2 separate regions of the Homo sapiens genome follow, and region 2 is linked to region 1. A link is a loop called in an ENCODE intact Hi-C map of the cell type or tissue named here. Cell type or tissue: gastrocnemius medialis. All regions are shown on one strand. Each heading gives the region's core, and the rest is flanking DNA. Links, peaks and the distances in the headings are about the cores only.

Evidence for each region. Peaks named below come from ENCODE experiments on the same cell type or tissue, not always from the same donor. Only the 100,000 strongest peaks of a DNase experiment are listed, where the experiment ranks them.
Region 2: a loop joins it to region 1, with 5 times the contacts of the local background. A loop is called at or near these places in 13 of 110 quality-filtered maps.

What each region holds. Positions count from the first base shown.
Region 1 is chr6:125,665,051-125,675,268 of GRCh38, forward strand. The region is part of intron 2 of HEY2-AS1 (HEY2 antisense RNA 1); the gene reads right to left. LINC02523 (long intergenic non-protein coding RNA 2523) reads left to right here and starts at 9,303. Exons shown (of 4, transcript NR_038906.1): 1 at 9,303-9,425. RefSeq lists an enhancer at 5,404-6,114. In gastrocnemius medialis, for the core only: no CTCF peak of the experiment used is centred there; a DNase peak (open chromatin) is centred at 5,751; H3K4me3 peaks cover 935 bases; H3K27ac peaks cover 1,333 bases.
Region 2 is chr6:125,737,270-125,747,487 of GRCh38, forward strand. The region is part of intron 1 of HEY2-AS1 (HEY2 antisense RNA 1); the gene reads right to left. Among named protein-coding and RNA genes, the nearest start is that of HEY2-AS1, 7.0 kb to the right of the region's middle. RefSeq lists an enhancer at 8,080-8,747. In gastrocnemius medialis, for the core only: no CTCF peak of the experiment used is centred there; a DNase peak (open chromatin) is centred at 8,692; H3K4me3 peaks cover 4,268 bases; H3K27ac peaks cover 4,937 bases.

The sequences.
Region 1 (10,218 bases), core at 1,132-9,131:
AGCCTATGATGTGCACCAAAGTCCACCCCCGAGTCCAGCTCCTGAGTCCATCATGCACAATAGAAAGGACATTTATTTCAAGATCCCTAACAACACACAACCTGATAAAGCCACACTGCAGACAATTCTGCAAGCCTTTCCTCTGAAGTTGATTTTTCATCTTGTTGCTTCAGAGCATGTGTCATTCTTGACTAAATTTCTCTTCCTCCCATTTTTGCACAGGCTGATTTGTAATCCTCAAAGTTAACACAAAGTTACCCTGTGAAGAGTAAACCTATTGGGAAAACACACTAAAGCTTCATAGTCAGATTATAATTAGTTTCTGTGGAGGAAAAAAGAATGACAAAAGCTACAAAAACAAGTTGTTAGTAACACCCAACTTTATGTTGAAGATGAGACAGTACATTCTGTGCTCACATATGCAGAAAGAGGCAAACAAAATATGGTAGAGGGAGTCTCAAAAAGGAACCTCTGCCATCTTCAGAACTGAAAGCAGGATGTGTAAAGGAAAACGAATGACCTGAAAGGAGTTTTCATATAGTGTAGCCCACGAAGGCCAAGGCGGGAAACAGCATGCAGCCAGAGAGGGGAGAGAGGGTATAATGAGATACAGCTGAAGAAGGGAAAATTCTAGATGCCTATCAGAGACTTCCTGGCAGTGAGAACTGCTGGATTTGAGAATGGCCTCCCAAGGGAAAGGCGGGAAGCTCCCTCACTCAGGACACTGGAAACCGGACAGAGCCAAACAGTAGTGGCTCTGCTGAAGGAGGAAACCTGCAAACAGAGGATGAACCAGATAACCTGCAAGGCCGTTTCTTTCTGGATTCTCTTTGATTATAGTAATATAATCCTGCAGGGATGTAGGAAAAGTTGCAGGGGGTGCTTTGCTTTAAATTTTTGAGTGAACTTAATTCTGATGGTTGGTGCTGGACTGACATCCTAAGAGACAAAAACTCTCTATTCATCCATACAATGGATACAACTTTGACAGGGATACCTTTCTCCACTGGGCTTTACCAAATGTGTCCCCAGTCCAGGTATTAAAGTAGAAGGGAAAGCTGGATCCTTTCACCATCTGACTCATTGCTTCTCTTCATAGCTTCACCACAACAAAAGAGTATTGGTTATAAAGATTGGCTCTCAGACTGAATACCCTGCACTCCGCCCCCACCTAACAACTCAAATGTTACATTGTGAAGAGGCCACACAGAACTTTTAAAAGCACCTATCTGAAGGCCAGGCATGGTGGCTCACACCTGTAATCCCAGCAATTTTGGAGGCCAAGAGGAGAGGATGGCTTGAGCCCAGGAGTTCAAGACCAGCCTGACCAACATGGTGAGACTGTATCTCTACAAAAAAAGAAAAAAAATTAACGGATCCATCTGGGAGGCATCAAATTGAGGCAAACCACTTTCAAAGAATGGTATGTAGTAGCAAGCCTAGGTCTCTTATTCTCTTTTCTGCATGAACATATGTCAAAAAGGATGGATGGATAGATGGATTTGGATATAATTACTACATACCTTTTGCTTCTGGGTCTGGAATAAGAAGTTTTAATATAGCATCCTTTTCCCTTTCTTGTCCTTCTTTATCTTCCATCTCCCTTTCATACTTTCCTTCCAAAGGATAATTTTTATCCTCCCTCAAATTTGCTCAGAACACGCCAGGATAAGAGATCTCAGTTACGAGAAGTTCGAGTAAATATCTTCACCTGCCAGACTCTCTGCCAATTGATGCAGATCCCTTGAACATGCTCCTGCATCTCTCCTGAGTTGCTGGTTTCTTATTTTCTTTACTTGCATTTTTGCAGAAGTAACCTCAAAGTGCCAAGAAAGTTCTGCACATAAACCAAACAGTAACATTCATCTGAGATGCAGCTCTTTGATCTCCTCTTCCAAGTATGTGTAAATCTGAACGTTTTATTTTCTGTATTTCTCCTCTACCCAAGCCCAGCAATATTGACACAGCTACATAGCTGACTATCTCCCTATTATATGAAGGCTTGGTCTCACTACATACCAGTGCAAATTTTTTAATCTGCCTTTCTAGTCCCAAATCTCCAGAGCAGGTGGGAGGAGAATGTATGCAACCTTTTCATTTTCACCAGGTATGTAGACCTGACCAGACATACCTTCCATCTATATGGATGCAAACCTCACAGAGGCAAAACCCTCAATTCAGACAATGGTATAGGCGTGCGGTCAAGTTTGCCCTAGGTCCAAGTACTGATCTCAGGGATATTAGCAATAAAGGGAAGACCCAGTTTGCCCCTCATTTTATGAAACGATTTTAAACAAAATTCCCTGCATATTCTGAGAATGAATATATTTAATCATTAATTTCCTATAGAAGGTTTCTATTACACAGCAATAGACTCGGAGAAAAACAAGGCCTCACGAGCGGCCCCGCAGGGTTTGGATGGCGTTCTAGCCAAAGCTTGCCCACAGAGGTTGGAACTTGTTTTTCCCCTCTATGTTTAAGTAATCAAAAGAACATCTACTCAGTGAAAGAGAGAGAACTGAATTTGTCAGGAAGTAGTTGTTGCCTCTGATTTCCTGCTCCTTTATTAGAGACAAAAGCCTGCTATATAGTTACTTGCAATTGGTATATGGTGTGCATTGGCAGACCACAATGTAGGTGAGTAATGAATCCTGTGGGAATCTGAATGACCTGACCCAAGACCCCACTCACTAGTGAGCAGACAACCTGGAGCCTGAAAACACATTGTTTTCAAGTTAGCGAAAGGCAATTTTTAAAAAATTAAAATGCCAGAAAAATAGAACACAATGACAGCCCAACACAGAGTGATTATTTTCATGGCTAATAAAAAGAAAATGATTCAACACATACAATGCCCAAGGGTAAGGCATGACCAAGTGTAAGAAATGCACCTCAGTGAATAATTACCTTCTTGAATCCACTGACCCAAAGATCTCCTGCTTCAGGACTTGTATATCTCCACACCTGAACCAACTAGCGGGAGAAAGTTTCCTTGAAAAAGTACCTGATGTAAACCTGTAATATAGTAGAGCCATGATAACCTCTTCATGGCTCCTGGAATAAATGTATCACTCTATCTACCGACACGTCTGCTTCAACTCAGCGTCAGTACATTGACTCCCTTGTACTTCCAACACTGAAGGAGAATTATCGCTTTGTTAATTGTTCAATCCTCAAACAGGAACACAGTTTGCCAAGAGTGCCTCTCTCGAACGACAGAACCTCACCCCCTGCCAAAGCGCAGGATGACTAGCATAGACTGTGTACTGCCACTCAATGAGTTCTAACACCCTTAACGGGGTGGTGGTGGCCTTGCATGACCATGTCTAGCTCACTGGCCACAGAATGTCTGATGTAGTATCCTGGGTCTTTCACACAGGGGCCAGGTTTTTGGCCAAAAGGACCTGATCTCTCTCTTTGTACTCAATCATTTCCACCTGGTTTTTGTTTTCATTTTAACTCTCTCATAAGGAGACGTCCCAGCTGGGTCATCAACATAGTAAAGAAGCATTTATTCTGAACAAATAACATAATTCATAGGTATATATTGACTTTGTCTGTTGCCCCAGAGATTCTTTGTGTCCATACCCTGAAGCCATTTCAACATAACCCAGTCCAATATAACTTGGGATGCCAGGGCCAATTCTGGACATGAAGGAGCAGGTTCTCTCAAAGCCTTCTTGATTTGAACTCCGACTGAGGGAATCTATGAAAGCTCATCCACAGGCCTCCGAGATACCATCTGCCCCATGACTTAATTTGAAATTTCTTCCTATGGGAGCCCAAGCATGACCAGAAGGCAGGTCATGGTTAAAATGTTCATAGCCAACTAAACAACGGTCTGCTTGTTCTCTCCCATGAGTGACCAACCTTAACCATCCCCTCATTTCCATCCATAAAATTTTTCTATTATTTCGCAGAAATAACCTTTGAAATTTGTTTTATTTTACAAAATAGCTCTCAGACACGATTTTTAGAACACTTGCAGGACTTGCACACATGTGGTCTTCTCTTCTTTTTAAAGCCACTTAGTGACTTTACATGACTGTAATGTTTTGTTTATTACTCTTTGTGAGGAGAGCTGGGCTTGGTGGCTCATCTCTGATCCCAGTGCCATCCCCGTTGGGCAGCTGGGAATTGAGACTCTTCTTCTGTCATTATTGGCTGTTAAAATGTCTGATGCTTCAGTGCTCCTTGGCCTATCTCTCTCTCCACATGCTGTCTCAGCCTCCAGGGCCTATCCATATGGTTTGGACTTTTCATGAATGATGATCTTGAGTAGTTGGACTTCTTACATGGTACTTAGAATTCAGAGAAAAAATCATCCCAAGAGACTCAAATGGAAGCTTCGAGGCTTCTTATGAGTAAGGCTCAGAAATCCCTGAAAATTACTTCTATTTAGTTCCAGTAGTCAAACAAGTCACTAAAGTCAGTCCAGTTTCAAAGGAATTGGAGAAATAGATTCCACTTCTTGGCTGGGGAATGACATGTAAGAATAGAAAGAATTGATGGTAGCCATCTTGTATATAAACTACCACAGAGGGAATGCAACTCTTCCTCTAGCATTATGTTTTTCCACAAAGGTGTGAAAGCAGTGCTGTTTGCTCCCTGGTTTCTTATAAAGCTTTGTTTTTACGAGGTTTTTTTTTTTTTCATTTATAGCTCCATTTATTCATAGGCTTCAGATGTAAATCCATGAGAGTCTGGACTCATGAATGTTGTAAGTGACAAACACTATGCTTTACTCAGAAACTCTTCCCTGCTAATAAGGTATTATAGAACTAAGCTTGTCTGTTGAATTTGTTCTTCCTTTGAGATAACTTCTCTTCAAGGATGCTTCTTAGTTCCCTCAAACGCTGGAAGGTCCATCTTGCCAGGGCACCAGACATGCATGGACATTCCAGACTCCAAATGGTGACTGTAGCCTGGGCTCAAACAGAGACCACTGCTGCACAAGTTATTTCAGCACAGAGCCTGGCATGTGGGAGACGTTCAACAAGCATTAGTTCCCATCTTCTTCTCTTCTCTCTATACAGGGAGACCTAAGTTACATATCAGTTTATGATTCCCATCTACAGATGATAAAACTGAGGCTCGGAGAAGTTAACAGGTCCGATCAAGTTCATGTAACCAGTATGTGAAGGAATTGAAACTTGAGCCCAGTCTTCTGATGCTTAGTTTAGAGTTATTTCAGTTCCAAGGATTACAAGGGCAAGTTTACTACCTGAATTCAAAGGTATAAAATTGAGAGCAGATTCTTCAGTGGAAAAGAATATAGCAGTAAGAAAATGGGATGCCAGGGTTGGTACAGATAAGTATTGAAATAGAAGTAGCGTATCATAAAATTACACCACCCATTCACCAGTTTTGCCTGGAGCCAGCCTTATTATATTTTCCAGAAATATATCAGAGGGTTTACTCTTACAAATACATACTAATGATACTGTCTTAAGTTCTTCAGGCTAGTAAATAATTTTTAGCTTTGTGCTGCGCACTCCAAGTCCCCTTTAATCCCTCACGTCCTGCTTACAGTTAATGGAATGCAAAATTCCATCTTGCCCTGTTCTTCAGATCTCCCAGCAGGACGTCACTGCTGTGTATCAGTTACTAGGTGTGGGTTTCCTTTTGCACCAGCTTGTCTGCCTTCCGAGTGATGAAACGAAGCTTTCCCCAAGGAGAGAACCCAACATTATTTCCTCCTGCCTGGTCAGCTTCCACTGAAAGCCTGTGGCAGCCTTTGCTTCCAGCAACAACAGGCTGGTATCCATAACAAAGGCAGCCAGAGGCTGTGATCTGGCCGTCTTCAACTCTGTCATTTAGCCAACATGGTTTCCTAGCCTTGTCCCAGATACTATGCCTCTGGTCTTTGGTTGCCCTACTACCTGGCATACATTTAGGTGTCAGCAGACAAGATGAGCCTAAGTTCCCATCTCCTTGACTCAAGAGATCTGTGACTGTGCTGAATAAAGTTTACTTCCTTTACTGAAATTACCAGAAGACATCTGCAAAGAGGTCAAGTCACTGTAGGTCATAATCATAATATATTCACTTTTGGAGGCAAAATGCAAAAATGCTGCTCAGAATTAAGACATTTTTTACACATCCTGGAGCAAGAAGCAAACAAGTGCTTTAAATTCTGTGATGACTTTATTTTAAATTGTGTCACTTTTACACTGCACTTATTAAAATAAATGTGTTGAAAATTCTGGAGAGAAGACCAGTGTGAGAATTCCACCCTTGAATTAATGTAACTGTTTTCTCCTAGAGAAATATGCCCAGTAGGACCTGGCATTAAAATGAGAATAACTTCAGCCCTGCAGACAACCTCTTCAACGTTAGTGTCACCAAAGCAGGGAAGGGACACAATGAAAACAAATATACCATATTCACTTATCTAAAATAGAGTATAACACATCAGCCACAGCCAATTCATTCTATTCACTTTGAAAATAATGTAAATTATGTAGAGTCATCATAAAAAGAAGGAAAATAATCAAATAAAAAAGACAAAATTAAACTCACATATAATCACACTATCTTGACATAACCACTGTAAATGATTTGGGATATATATTCTTCCAAACCTTGCCCTGTGTGTATGTATATATATATCATTTTAACAAAATTAAGCTGCCTACAATTTGTAATTTTCTATCTATACTTAATAGAACATAATTTTCTATGTTGAAAAATGTACATCTACATTGCAAAATATCACCTATTTTTAATTATAAAGGGGAAAATGTGCCTTTATAATAAAAGCATCTGTTATCCTCCAGCCAGCGAAGCTTGACTTTGCCAGTAATTTGGTGGCCTGATACTATATGCTTCCTGATGCAATGTAGTGAGAAGTATGCACATCGCCTATTAAGTGTTCTTGCCTAAAATGTTTAACCAATTCTAATCATGATGAAACAAGCTAATCCAAGATGTTGGGCATTCTGCATAATGGTTATCCTGGACTTCCCAAAGGATTTGAAGTCATCAAAGAATAGAGGAGACAGTTTTCAAAGATTGAGAGCTACTAAGGATATATAATAGTTAACGTCATGAGTAAAATTTCATTGGAATTTGAATCAGAAAAAAAAAGCTATAAGGAATATTTTAGGACAATTTAAGTATGTTTGCAAATGATCTTATTGAATCCATGATTATTTTCTTAGGTGTGGTAATGGTGTTGTGAGAGAGAATACTCTTACTCTTGAAAGGAGTGCCAAATGAAGTATTAAGAGGTGAAATTTCATGACATTGGTACACTACTTTCAGAAGGCTGGGCCAAAAAGAAGAACCTATCCACAGAGACATGTTGTTAACACATATTCACTGCACCATTCCTTCAAGTTTTTGGTGAGTTTGAAATATCTCAAAGTTATTTATAAGGCATATGTATGTAACATGTAAGCAGGCATATTTCTCCTTATTATTCTTTCAACTTTTATTTTAGGTTCAGGAATACATGTGCAGGTTTGTTATGCAGGTAAAATCATGTCTCAGGAATTTGTGGTACAGATTTCTTGTCACCCCAGATACTAAGCCTTTTTTTTTTTTTGAAAGGGTTTTGCTCTGTTGCCCAAGTTGGAGTGCAATGGTGGGATCTCGGCTCACTACTCTCTGCCTCCCAGGTTCAAATGATCCTCCTACCTCACCTCCCGAGTAGCTGGGACCACAGATGCACACCACCACATCCAGCTAATTTTTGCATTTTTTGTAGAGACAGGGTTTTGCCATGCTGCCCAGGCTAGTCTTGAACTCCTAGGCTCAAATAATCCACCCACCTCAGCCTCTCAAAGTGCTGGGATTATAGGCGAGAGCCATCACACCCAGCTAGGCATATTTCTATCTCATCATATTTAATGACTAAATGAGATTCTATTATATCATAACCTATTTAACAAATCTCTGGTTTTCAACATTTCGTTGTTCCAATTTTTAACTAATATAAACAAGTTTCAAAGACAATTCTTGTAGTTGTTTGCATGTATTCTTCATTATTTATTTAGGATTAATTCCCAGAAGCAACTGCTCAATCAAGTTTATGAACATTTTTAAGGTTTTCAGCACTAACACCTGCAACCCAATTATTGGATTCAGCCCTGAATATTTTCTGTAACCCTCAAGCCCCAAAACCTGTTAATTCTCTTTAAAATTACTACAATTGTCATATGATAAGACTTCTAACACTGGTATTTTATTTCCCAAGTTGTTATAATTAGTGCTTTCACTCGTTGACAACACTTAGTAAATTTTTTTGTATACCCATGGACATTTCAACTCTATACAAAACTGCTTTCATTGTAACCATAGAGAACCTAGGAACTGTCCATCATCTTTTCTTGTCCTGTTCATCTGCTCTAAAAATGTCTATCTTTATTATTGGCAGCAACACAACTTTGGTCATTGTCCCCAACAAAAGTGGCACTACCCTGGCCTGACCAGAGGTTAGACCCACCTAGCAGTGTACTGCAGCCTTGTGGCACTTTCCATGACAACCACTCTGGAGGACAAGGAGTCTGGGTGCTGCCATGGTCTCGACCACTATCTCCAGGAAGTCATCTTCCAACACTTACTAGTTGATACACACATCACTACATCACACTTATTAAGCAGTATTACGAAGTGCTATTAAGTGTTATTAGCACTATTAGTGTTACTAAGCGCTGTGAGAGCAAACCCTAGCCAAACACTTTCAGAGCTGTTCCTCACAGGTTTGGTCTATTTAACAAGCCAAGCTCATCGTTATCTAACACATTGAGATGCAGCCAGCTCCCTTTACTTGCTCTGTCTCTCACACATACACTCATTTTCCCCACACTAAAGCATGTGCAGAATATTCTCCAGGACCTCACTCTGGCTAAGTGACCAAAAAGGAAAGGAAAGTTAAGAAAAATATACATAGCCATTTTATGTAGTATATTTTTTGCCAGTAGAAGTAAAATCGTTGACCCAAGAATCCAAACAAATTATGTTTTAGCTGGATCCCTTTCAAATAATAATAATAAAGAAAGTTTCAAATAACTGGAATGCAAGTTGCCATTTATGGAAGTGTTGAGATAAACTCATACCCATTTCAGGCTTCTCACAAGTTGTAGGATCAATATTTTCTGTTACCGGTTCTAATGTGGTATCCAAGCCCAAATCACGTTGACTAATAGCAGAAAGTTCATCCAAAGAAAACAGATAATGAGTTATATTAAAACCTTTCATCCCTTTCCAGAAGCAATTTTTTTCCTCAGCTCTCATGGGAGATCAGATTTCCAACCCCTCTTTGCAGTGGTTTTGGCTGCTCCTCTCACACTGAAAGCACAGGGGCCTTGGTCCTTCCATTGATTCATAAGTACAACACCCTACTTCTTGGATACAGAGCCATCGCGGAATGTTCGCTGGAGTGAGGCAGCGTATGGAGCACATGGGACATGCAGACCCAGGTAAGGTGTACAGGAGGCCGGGATCACCTGCAATGACTGTAACCTCAGGCAAATCTCACAACTTTTCACAGCCATGGATTTCACATTTATGCTCTGGCAACATTACCTCAAACCCACACTGTGTGGATTATGTGGAGAACTCTATAAACTATAAAAGTTACACAACATTTATTATTTTGGTGTACTTTAATTCAAGGGACAGTATTTAGCACATTGAGATGGTCTTCTGATCTATTTTTAAGAAAAGGTCAGCTAACATGAGATCTAAGAAGAGTATTATTCTGAAGTTACCATTAAGCTATAAGTCAAAAGACAAAATCTTGGTGTCAAAAAAATTGTTTGAAAATTTTACCAGTCAAAAATAATTTTTTATTAAATATATAAAATTTTCTATATTATGCAAAACCAAAAGATATGCACATTTAAATTTTACAGAAATTCAGAGGCACATTTATTTTACTTAGGTCACTGTTCGATGGGAGACCATATCCTGTACCCCTCTGCCAGGGGTGATGTATTATCTGGCTCAACCATGTGTCTGGAGTTGGGCCTCAGCAGAAATAACCTGCAGCTATTCCTCTTAAAAGTTATGTGACTTTGGGCAGTTAGTTTTCAACCCTGTGCCTGTTTCTTTATCTGCCCAATAGGGATAAAAATCCTTTACTTGCTCATCTGGTGACTGATTTTTATAAAGAACTGACGTCCTCGGCCCAAGGACTACCCCAGCTCCAGCACTCCCCATAGGAATAGCTAAGACTTTTATTGCAACATCTTTGTAATCCAGCTTCTTCTC
Region 2 (10,218 bases), core at 1,138-9,137, 72 kb after region 1:
AATTCAAAAATATGTTACCCATGTGTAGACTAAAATTTTAAAAGATACTTTATTATACTATTGGAATTCTACAAAATAGAAAATAATTTAAATTCGCAAACATCTTTTTCCTAAAATACACATTTCACCAAGAGGGCTAAGAGGATGTAACATTCACAACCTAGGGACAATTCGGTCAGATTGTTTCTTCCCAATACCTCTATGAGATCAATTGCACTGAAGGAATGCCTATTTTTACTAGAAGAACGAAGGTGGAAGTCAATAATTTTGAAGCATGGGGTAGCTTCAGAGGAGGAGAGGTTCGGGGATCGGGTACAAGACTTGGCTTGGGCCAGGATAAAAATACTCAGTATGAAAAACCTGAGTAGCATTACTAGATTGTAATAGAGATAGAAACGGACATGAAAGGATGTTAAGAAGAAATTAGGGGATTTGGGAGAGTTTCAACAAAATTATTCTAAAGTTGTTCCAAAAGTATAAATACAAGGAATGTCCTTAACAGCGGAATAGACTAACAAAATGTGGTATATATATATACAATGGAATATTTTTCAGCCACAAAAATAAATGAAGTTCTGATACATGCTACAGCATGGATGAATCTTGGAAACATTATGCTAAATGAAAAAAGCCAGACCAAAAAAGGACAAATATCGTATGGTTCTACTTCTGTGAAATATCTAGAATTGGCAAATTGGGAGAGACAGAAAGTAGACTACAGGTTACCAGGGGCTTGACAGAATGAATAACGGGAAGTTACTGCTTAATGGGTACAGAGTTTCTGTTTGGGGGCGACAAAAAAATCTTAGAAATAGATAGTAGTGGTGGTTGTAGAATATTGTGAGTATAATTAATGCCATTGAATTGTACATTCAAAAAATGGTCAAAATAGCAAATGTATATATATTATACCACAATAAAAATATTTTCTAATGCAAGAGACAAGTCAAGGCAAAATTTTAAAAGTAAGAGGAATGAAGATAGCCCTTGCCTTACTATTAAAATACATTGTTTTAAAATTACAATAATTCAAACAGATGCTGACACAGATACAGAGAAACAAATGAATGGAATTAAATAGTAGGTCTTTAAGCAGACCCAGTTCTCCACATGAATTTGGTATGTAATGAAGCAGACATTTAAGTCAGTGAAAAAGTCATGCATGGGCATCAACAGTTGATAATGACACAACCAGCCATTTGAAGGAGCAGCTGCTTCATGAGGATAGGAATTCTGCCTGTGTCATGCACCAATTATTCCCCAGGCAAAAGCATGATACCTGGTACATTGTACACATGCAGTTAATGTTTTCTTGAATTAATGGACTAAAAATAACTCTTATATCACAAAATATACCAAAGTAAATTCTAAAGTTTTTTTAAGTGGGGAAAAATATTAAAACCTGATAAACTTGGGGGTGGGGGGAGGGGGAGTGGATAACATTAGGAGATATACCTAATGTAAATGACGAGTTAACGGGTGCAGCACACCAACATGCCACATGTATACATATGTAACAAACCTGCACGTTGTGCATATGTACCCTAGAACTTGAAGTATAATTTAAAAAAACAGATAAACTTCATAAATTAGAATATAAAAATTTCAACACCTGCATATCAAAAAGTTCATAAATAAGATTTTTTAAAGAGCAAACTGAAATAAATACATATGTAAATTTGTGATATATGAGGCAAACATTAAGTGCCTTGATTTAAAATGACCACCTTTAACTCACTAATAACAAGACAATTATTTCAGAAACATTAAGTATACTAATAGTCAAAAAAGTATAAATAGCCAATAAAAACTATGAAAACAATCTCTAACATCATTAATAGTAAGAAAAAACTAAAATTAAAATGATAGATCCTGTTTCACCTATCAGGCTGGCAACTATCGAACTATCGAGTATTGATGACAATTCAGAGAACTGAGTACTCTCACTTTGCTGGCAGAGATATAAGTTAGTCAACTGTTATGAAAGGTAGTTTGGCAGAAAATATCAAAAAGTGTTTAAAATATGAACACCATTTGGTCACCTGACTATTTCTAATAATTTAGACTTAAAATAATCTAAAACATGTATACTTTTTTAACCTGTAAGATTTCTTCAGCACAATACATTTCTTCGGTCCACAATAGAAAAAATGTAACCATTTAAATGCCCAATAATAACAACTAGTTAAGTAAATGTATGATACATTCATACCAAGATTTACTATATTATCAGGGGAGAAAATTATGTTATAAAAGAATATTTAATGAGATGGAATGTCCATCTCATTAAATGTCCAAGCAGATTACAAAACAGTATGAGGCAAAATGATCTCATATTTTGTGAAAAGGAAAAAAAATCATAAAAGCTGGAAGGAAAATCAATGAAATATTAACAGTAACTGTCTCTGGTTATCAATTAAGTGGCAATTTAAATGTTCTTATTACTGCTAACATGATTTACTAATTTTTCTGCATTTAACATGTATTGATATTATGATAGAAAAGCAATAAAAGATGCTTTTAATGAGGAAACCAAAAATAATAGGCAACTTTGTCCTTTGTTCTTGGGAGTCAGGATTAATCAGCTATATCGCCAGGCATGGTGGCTCACACCTGTAATCCCAGCACTTTGGGAGGCCAAGGCAGGCGGATCACCTGAGGTCAGGAATTCGAGACCAGCCTGGCTAACATGTTGAAACCCCGTTTCTACTAAAAATACAAAATTAGCCCTGCGTGGTGGCATGTGCCTGTAATCCCAGCTACTTGGGAGGCTGAGGCAGGAGAATCACTTGAACCTGGGAGGCGGAGGGTGCAGTGACCCAAGATCATGACATTGCACTCCAGCTTGGGCAACAAGGGCAAAACTCCATCTCAAAAAAAAAAAAAAAAAAAGGTCAGCTATATCTGTCTCTTTCCATATGTCAAACTAGTTTTAAAGCATTATTCTATTTGAGCTTTACTCTATTGTTAGGTATCATTAACCTCTTGGATGAGGTCTAGATTTCAGAAAAAGTAGCACACTCAAGGTCATGCAGCTAGTGACAGCTGAATATGACCGGCCCCCGTGGTATCTGATTCCAAAGCGCGTTTCTTTCTTTATTATTTCCATAGGTTTCTGGGGAACAGATGGTGTTTGGTCACATGAATAAGTTCTTCAGTGGTGATTTCTGAGATTTTGGTGTCACGTCACCTGAGCAATATATACTTTACCCAATGTGTAGCATTTTCCTGGGGTTTATTGTGGAGTAGTTAAGCGTTATGAGAATAGACCCAAAAAACTAACTGCCACATATCACATAGTTTCTGTGAATAAATGTTTGGCATGCTAAACACCACACTTATAAATGGCCATTGGGAAGCAATTTTTTCTTAACCTATGTGTTGCTTCTGACTGTTTACACTGTTTATGTCTGTGTCACATGCATTATTATTCTTGGAGGCAATATCCAGTAATGGGTAGGAGCACTGGCTCATAGTTAGATTCCCTTGGTGGAACCTGACTCTACCCTTTAATACCAATGAACTACTTACCTTCACAGGGTCTGATTCGTCACCAGTAAAATAAAGGTAATGACTGTACCTACCTTAGGTTGTTCTAGTGAAGATTAAATAAATTAATCTACGTGGTGCTTTGTGGATTTAAAAAGTGTCAGACACATAGCAAGCACTAGATAAAGGGGATCTATGATGATCATTATTAATGTATTCGCTAGATATTAAATCCCCCCAAGGGCAATAATCGCATGTTGTATTGCGTTTGAATTCCCTAAAGAGCTCAATAAATGGTTGATCAATGGATAAAGCTGGAAGTAAGGTAATTTCTGACAAGAATTTCTCAGTGCTGCAAAATACCCTCTCTAATTCAACGAGAATGCTCCCTGATTAACTTGTATTGACTAATAGAGGCCTTATTTTTATCTTATTTTTTCTCATCTATGAAAGGGGTACTTAAAATTACCATTTAAGGCTGTCTTGCATTTCCTTATTAAACATCACTTTAATTATTGATTGAATATTCAATATTTAAATGCAAGTTACCTCCATTTCAACAAGGCCTTTCAGGGAAGGGCGTAACTTTATGTGACTAAAAATAGTTAAATGACCCCTGAGTTTTAAAATCCTTAAACATTTATTTATGGCACCCTGTAGAAAGATAACAGTAACCTAGTTCTTTCAATAAGAAAGTAGCAGGAAAGAATCATGGCTCAATCTTTCACTGAAAGTATTTAATCTGAGTAAGTCCCAGATACCCAGCAGTGTTAATGTACTATGTGTTACTTTGAAGTCAGTGAAACTGAAAATCTCACTTTAGAAAGTTCTCTTAATCACTGAGAATATAACCATGTTCTGATTTTAATTATGACATGGCGGATTTTAAAATAAATCTGTAAAAGCTGATGTGCAAGTCCTGGCATAATTATTTGACTACTCCACCAAGTAGGCAGTGTACATGTTTTTTTTTTTTTCATATAAATTTGGTCATATTAAATAAACCCAAGCAACCCAATTAAAAGCAATGAGCTTCCCAAGTGCTGAGCCAACAGTCCTACCTAACAATGCTATTGTAATGGCCAAATGGCTTGCACTGAGAAACAAAAAATATCAAAAATTCCATTTACCAATGCAAATTGTCCTGGAATTTTTCTGTTACTGTAATGTTTTCAATTTGATTTAGTGACAACTAGAAAAAGAAAGAAACTTGGCTAGATTGAACAAGCATATCTAATGAATTAATAGCTGTGAACCTGTCACTTCTCTTAAAAACCTCCGGTGGCTCTCAAATAACTTCAAGAAGATACCCTGCTCAGAACGCAAGCTCCTCCATGATTTGCCTATAGCCTAATTCATTTTCCCAAGACAACTCTCTCCTGCTCTTTCCTTCCATTCCCCTCATTCCAACTAAGAATAATCCATCTTTCCCTAAGAATCACATGCACTCTTCAGCTTCTGTGTCTCTTTGTAAATGCTGGTCCCTCTCCAAGAAAGTCTACTTACAATTGTAGCTATTTGGTATATCCTTCAAGGCCCTGCTCAAGGCCACTTTTCCCCTTAACCCCATAATTGCACCAAAGAACAGATTAGATGTTAGATACCTATAAAGTTTAAGAACAATAGAAAGATATTCCAATAAATGTAATATCTAAGTAAAAATAGTGTGTTTGTTATATAAATGGAGTTTGGCAACAAAAATCCTTGGGCCACTCCCGGCCCTCCAACAGGATTGCTGCCTCTAATTCTATACAAAAAGTTTGGAGCTATCACTGCTGAACTCTCCTTTAAAAAGGAACCTTCTCTCTCTTTGTGCCGATGGCATGTAGTCTGCTGTTTACTTTGGCCTTGAACACATCTTATCTTGTCTAACAGTTGTTTGTTTAGACTCCCGTATTATTTTCCCTGCTATTTCCTGAGCAGGAATTAAATCTTGCTCACCAGGTACCACCACACTACTTAGCAGACAGTATTGCTCAACGTAGGTAGGTGTTCAATATTTTAGTGGCATGGAAATGAGAATGAATGAATGAAGAGAGGTACAGTCTGAAAAATCAAGCCATGATTAATGAAAATTAGTCTTATCACTTTCAAGTGCACACACTAACAGTTTGTCAGTTATCTCTGTCCATAGCTCTTTGGTTTCATTTTCTGATCATTTCTCCCACAGTTCTGTTTAAGTAGTCCCCACTATGATGTTCCTATTAGTTCTCAAACTACATTTTTGAATAACAACAAAGTGTTCATTATCAAATTAAAGAATGGACATTCTTTTTCCAATTCACATTGCACAGAAATAAATTTATGATTAAAACGTTAAAATTTGAATTGAGCCTTTTTCATCTCAACTAGAATCTATGTTCACAAGTATACTATCTAATTTAGCAATATTTCATGGGTCCATGCAAAGAGGACATGATTTTTCAGGTGTACTACCTGAACATCAGAGAAAATCATTCTCCCAACCCTTTAGTATAAAAATTTTATTTCCATCACACCAAGAGGTTTAAAATACTAGTCTGTTTTTCTAAAGGTCTACATTTTAAAAACTGCATAAAGAAAGTTATTTAAAACACAGACAATAGAATCGACAAAACATAAAATAAACTGAAATAAAGTGAATGCAATTTTCAAAAATAGAGAAAATATGCAAATACATATAATATATAAACTCTGTTTTGCAAATGGTGGTTTAATTACAAAATGCAGCATTTTCCTCTCTGACTTGAACTACTGTCTTCTGACAGATATTACCCTAGTCCTTCATATACTAACAAGTCATGTTAATTATAAAACCGTTCATTATTTTCTGCCTTTTACATCTATAGACAGACAGACAAGTATATACCCACATACATCATTTATATTTGTCTTCTATTTTCTATTCATATTTTGTCTTCTATTTTCAGGCTTTATTAATGTTCCCATTACAACTGTTATTCTAGCAAAATCCTGCTAGCCAGCCTTGACAAGTAAATCCTGCAGCGCTGTGAGTTTTGATACATGATTCAATAATGACCTAGGATTCTCAGATTAAAAGTGCTGTGGAAATGTACAGTGTCCCTTTCTTCCATATTCAAGGCACAGTACACTGCCCTTCTCCACTGTGCAGTTGAGCATGGTTGTTCTCTGCTAAGCAGCATGACATTTGGTTTCCAAAGAGATTGTGTTGCCCTAATGAATACTGCAATTCCTCAAGAAACTATTCGTTTCTTTGAAGTATTCATGTCCCAGAAATGTAAGGAGCTACTATTCAAAACCAAAATCGGTCTCTAAAAATTTTCAGTCCAATATTCTCAATATACTAATATATTATTAAATTATTTTGAAGGCTAAATCCAGAAAAATGTAGTCAAATTCTTCTCTAGTAGAATCAATCCAGTCCCGTCTAGGGAAAAAAACTGCTATGTTTCTGTTTCTTGTAAAGTATATATTTCAATAAGTTTGTAAAATATGGAGGTCTAAAAATAGCCTGTATTTTTTTCCACAGTAAATCTAAAATTAGCAATTCCTTATTTCCAGTCTATGAAGGTTTTTTCCCCAGAAAGTCACCTGCCAATTTTAAAATAATCAGATAAGGGCAAAAATGTGCACACATCTAATAAAAATATTTCAATAAAAGTGTTGAGAAAATATAGCTGTTATTTGTAGTCTAGTGGAAAAGACATTTAGCCTTAAATATTTCCACAGCATTTGATATTTCAGAAACCTGTAGAGCCTCTTCTTTTCTTTCACTTTTATCAAATAATGCCAAACAAGCAGATCCAGGAATCTTTAATTTTTTCTTCTGACACTGAAAGAAGAAACTTTCTTACAGAGAATCCATATTTTTGGAACTCTGTGAGACAGTGGTTTTATTAATGTCAATTAATCTTGACAGCTTAGTAGATGGTTTATACAGCTATTAGAAGATATACTATTGTCTTCATTTATGCATAATGTAAATGCTATTATTCATGTTATAATTAACAGAGACACATGAGAATTTTAGACAAAATAATTATTTTAAATAATTAAATTATTTGAAGTCCATGAACAAGGCAAGCATGAAGTTCTTTTAGAATTCAGTGACTGGGTAATAACTTTCTTTTTTGAAAAACAGTGTGCTTTCTCTTTTCTCATTATGAAAGTTAGAAAACTCACTGTGCTTCTCTTCTGACTTGGCCACCAGGAAGTTCCATGTTGAACTAGGTCTTATTCACAGTTAAGTATTCCTTCCCATTTGAAGGCATATTCTCTTCATCTTTTCATAGCTTTTTAATGCACGGTTGCTTACTTCTATTTTATTATTCCAATGAGTGTAAATTCTACATATACAAGTAAAGAAGCAGAGAGTTCATTAATTTTAACAAGAAATTAATCTGAAACCATTTATTGTACCCCTACTGTGTGCTGGGCATTTTTCTAGGGGATGGGAATGTAGTTTATTAAAAGAATATTTTCATAAGAGAAGTGAATATGTTTCATTGTATCCTTAAGAGAGGGGGGAAATCTGCCAATCAAACCAACTTCAAGAAAATGGAAATTTAAAAGAACTTCCTTAAAGGCAAAGCCTGCCAACATCAATTTAACTCCCACAAAAAGTTAAGCTAATACACTGAGTGTTCTCACTGTTGCTTACTGGCACACGGAAAACTGGTTACTTGCTATACACCCCTCTTCTCAAGGGTCCTGCAATAAAACTAGTCTTTATCCTGAGGCATGCTAAGCACTAACAACACCATAAAATAAAAGCTTTTAAATAAATTGCCCCTCAACAACAGTTTTAAAGATCAGTTTAAACATTCTAACTTTCGAGAGAGAGCTTTGGGTCATAGATTTCCTACCTTGAAGCTTCTGCTGTAACAAGTAAGTCGCAATTACTGGGGCAAGCCAAGAAATACAATGCATTTTGTGTGGCTGACTGGGCAAGAAAAATTAACTAGTAAAGCAGCTCCCTTTCAGGGATGACTTCAAGGTTGGTGGGCCTAAATTTGCACTTGCTTTCAGCTTTGTTTTGCTTTACTGGCTTGCAAATATGTGTCACACAGTGACCCTAGGTTGGCCTGCCTGCTGCCAGCCTGATGTTGGAAAAGGTATTGAAATGTACAAGGATCTTGCCCTTGGCCTCCACTCCTAGGGCGCAGCATTCTCACACATTTTAAGGCGTTACCAGCTCACAAAAGCCTTGTAGTCAGGGAAGGCAGCCCAACAAGGCTGCCCACAGATACACACGTGTTTGTCACCTGCCCCAGCAATTGCAAATAGAATAGCTCTTCTCAAGGCAACCTGTTTGTCCTCCCTTTGAAAGAGAAGGCTGTGTAAATAATTATATTTCAGATGTGGCAAAATATTGGAATTTTCAATTTGGACTATGCTCTTAGGCATCTCAGACTAACACAAAGTTTTCTAATTAACAGAGATGCCCTTATTTCACTGAGAAACCAAGCTAAAACTTTTAAATGGTGTCACATCTTGGTGACTTTCTAAGCCCATCAAATACCTGAGTGGCCAACGTTTTTTACGTAGCTGCGAGCAGCATCTCAAAGGATTTAGAGAAGCAACAAATAACAAAGTGTGACAGTCGATCTTGGAAAACCAGAGGGCTCTAATGAAGCAAAAAGTAGATGAAGAGGCATAAAAAAAATCCAGGTTCGTTCCAAAAAAGTTTTACAATTATAGCAAAGCAATCATTTCATCGGTTTGTGCAACAAAATTCAAAATCTGCGGGGCGAGATAATACTTGGCCAACATCGCCAAATTTATCAATACGGGTGTAAAAACTGTAACTTTTTATTAAATGGGTGTGAAAAGAGTCGGGGAGGAGGAACAGGACCACTAAATCTGGTATTTCCAGATCTCTGCATTCAACATCTCACTCCCACGCCATTAAGTTAAATAACATTTAGCACAAAACACAGGCTAGACCACCAATTTCGGGAGGGCGTCTGAGTCTTCCCTTCTCCATTCCCTTTAGATCGGCCGTCCTGGCCTTTCTTTCCTAACGGCATCTCCTTTCTAATAAAGTCCCTCGTATCTTTTGGTGTAATTAACTCATGGTACAAATCCTTCAAAAAGAAAGGAAAGAACTGCGGTTTGCTCTACGCGCGGACATCTTTTCTTCCTAAGCCTTCCCTTTCGCTGAAAAGGTTGTCGCAGAAGGGCGGGGAGGCTTGAAATCCCGCCGTTCCCTCATTCTTTCTCTTTTCTTTCTCTCCACATAACGCCTCCCCTACACCTCCCCACCTCCAATCCACTACCGTATTTAAGTCGGCGGGGGCGCTTTAAAGGGTTTCCTGTGTCTGTTTCTGTCTCTCTGACCCGAAACGCACTTTCGGTTATAGACAGACAAGGCGCTCAACCAAGGGACAGGCAAATGGAATAAACAGCTGAGGAGAATAAACGACCTAATGGGGAAATCTCGTGCTGCCTAATTGCTATTGTGTTTTGCAGATAAATAAGCATATTATTTTGATAGCGTTCAAAACCCTGAGCTCTCTTGCCCTATGCATTCTTAACAGACTTCTATGGCGCTTACTATATACCAGGCGCTGTTTTAAATGCTTTTAAAATACCACCTTCTTTGCTTAAAAAATATTTTTAACAGATTTAAAATTCCGTGTGTGCTTTCGAACTTCCCTGCTATACTCTTCTTTATACATAGTACAGCAGTTGTCTTCAAAGACAAATTGAAAAAAAACTTTAACCAGTTGCTACTTAATTGCCAGCAAATCGTTTCCCTCTGCAATT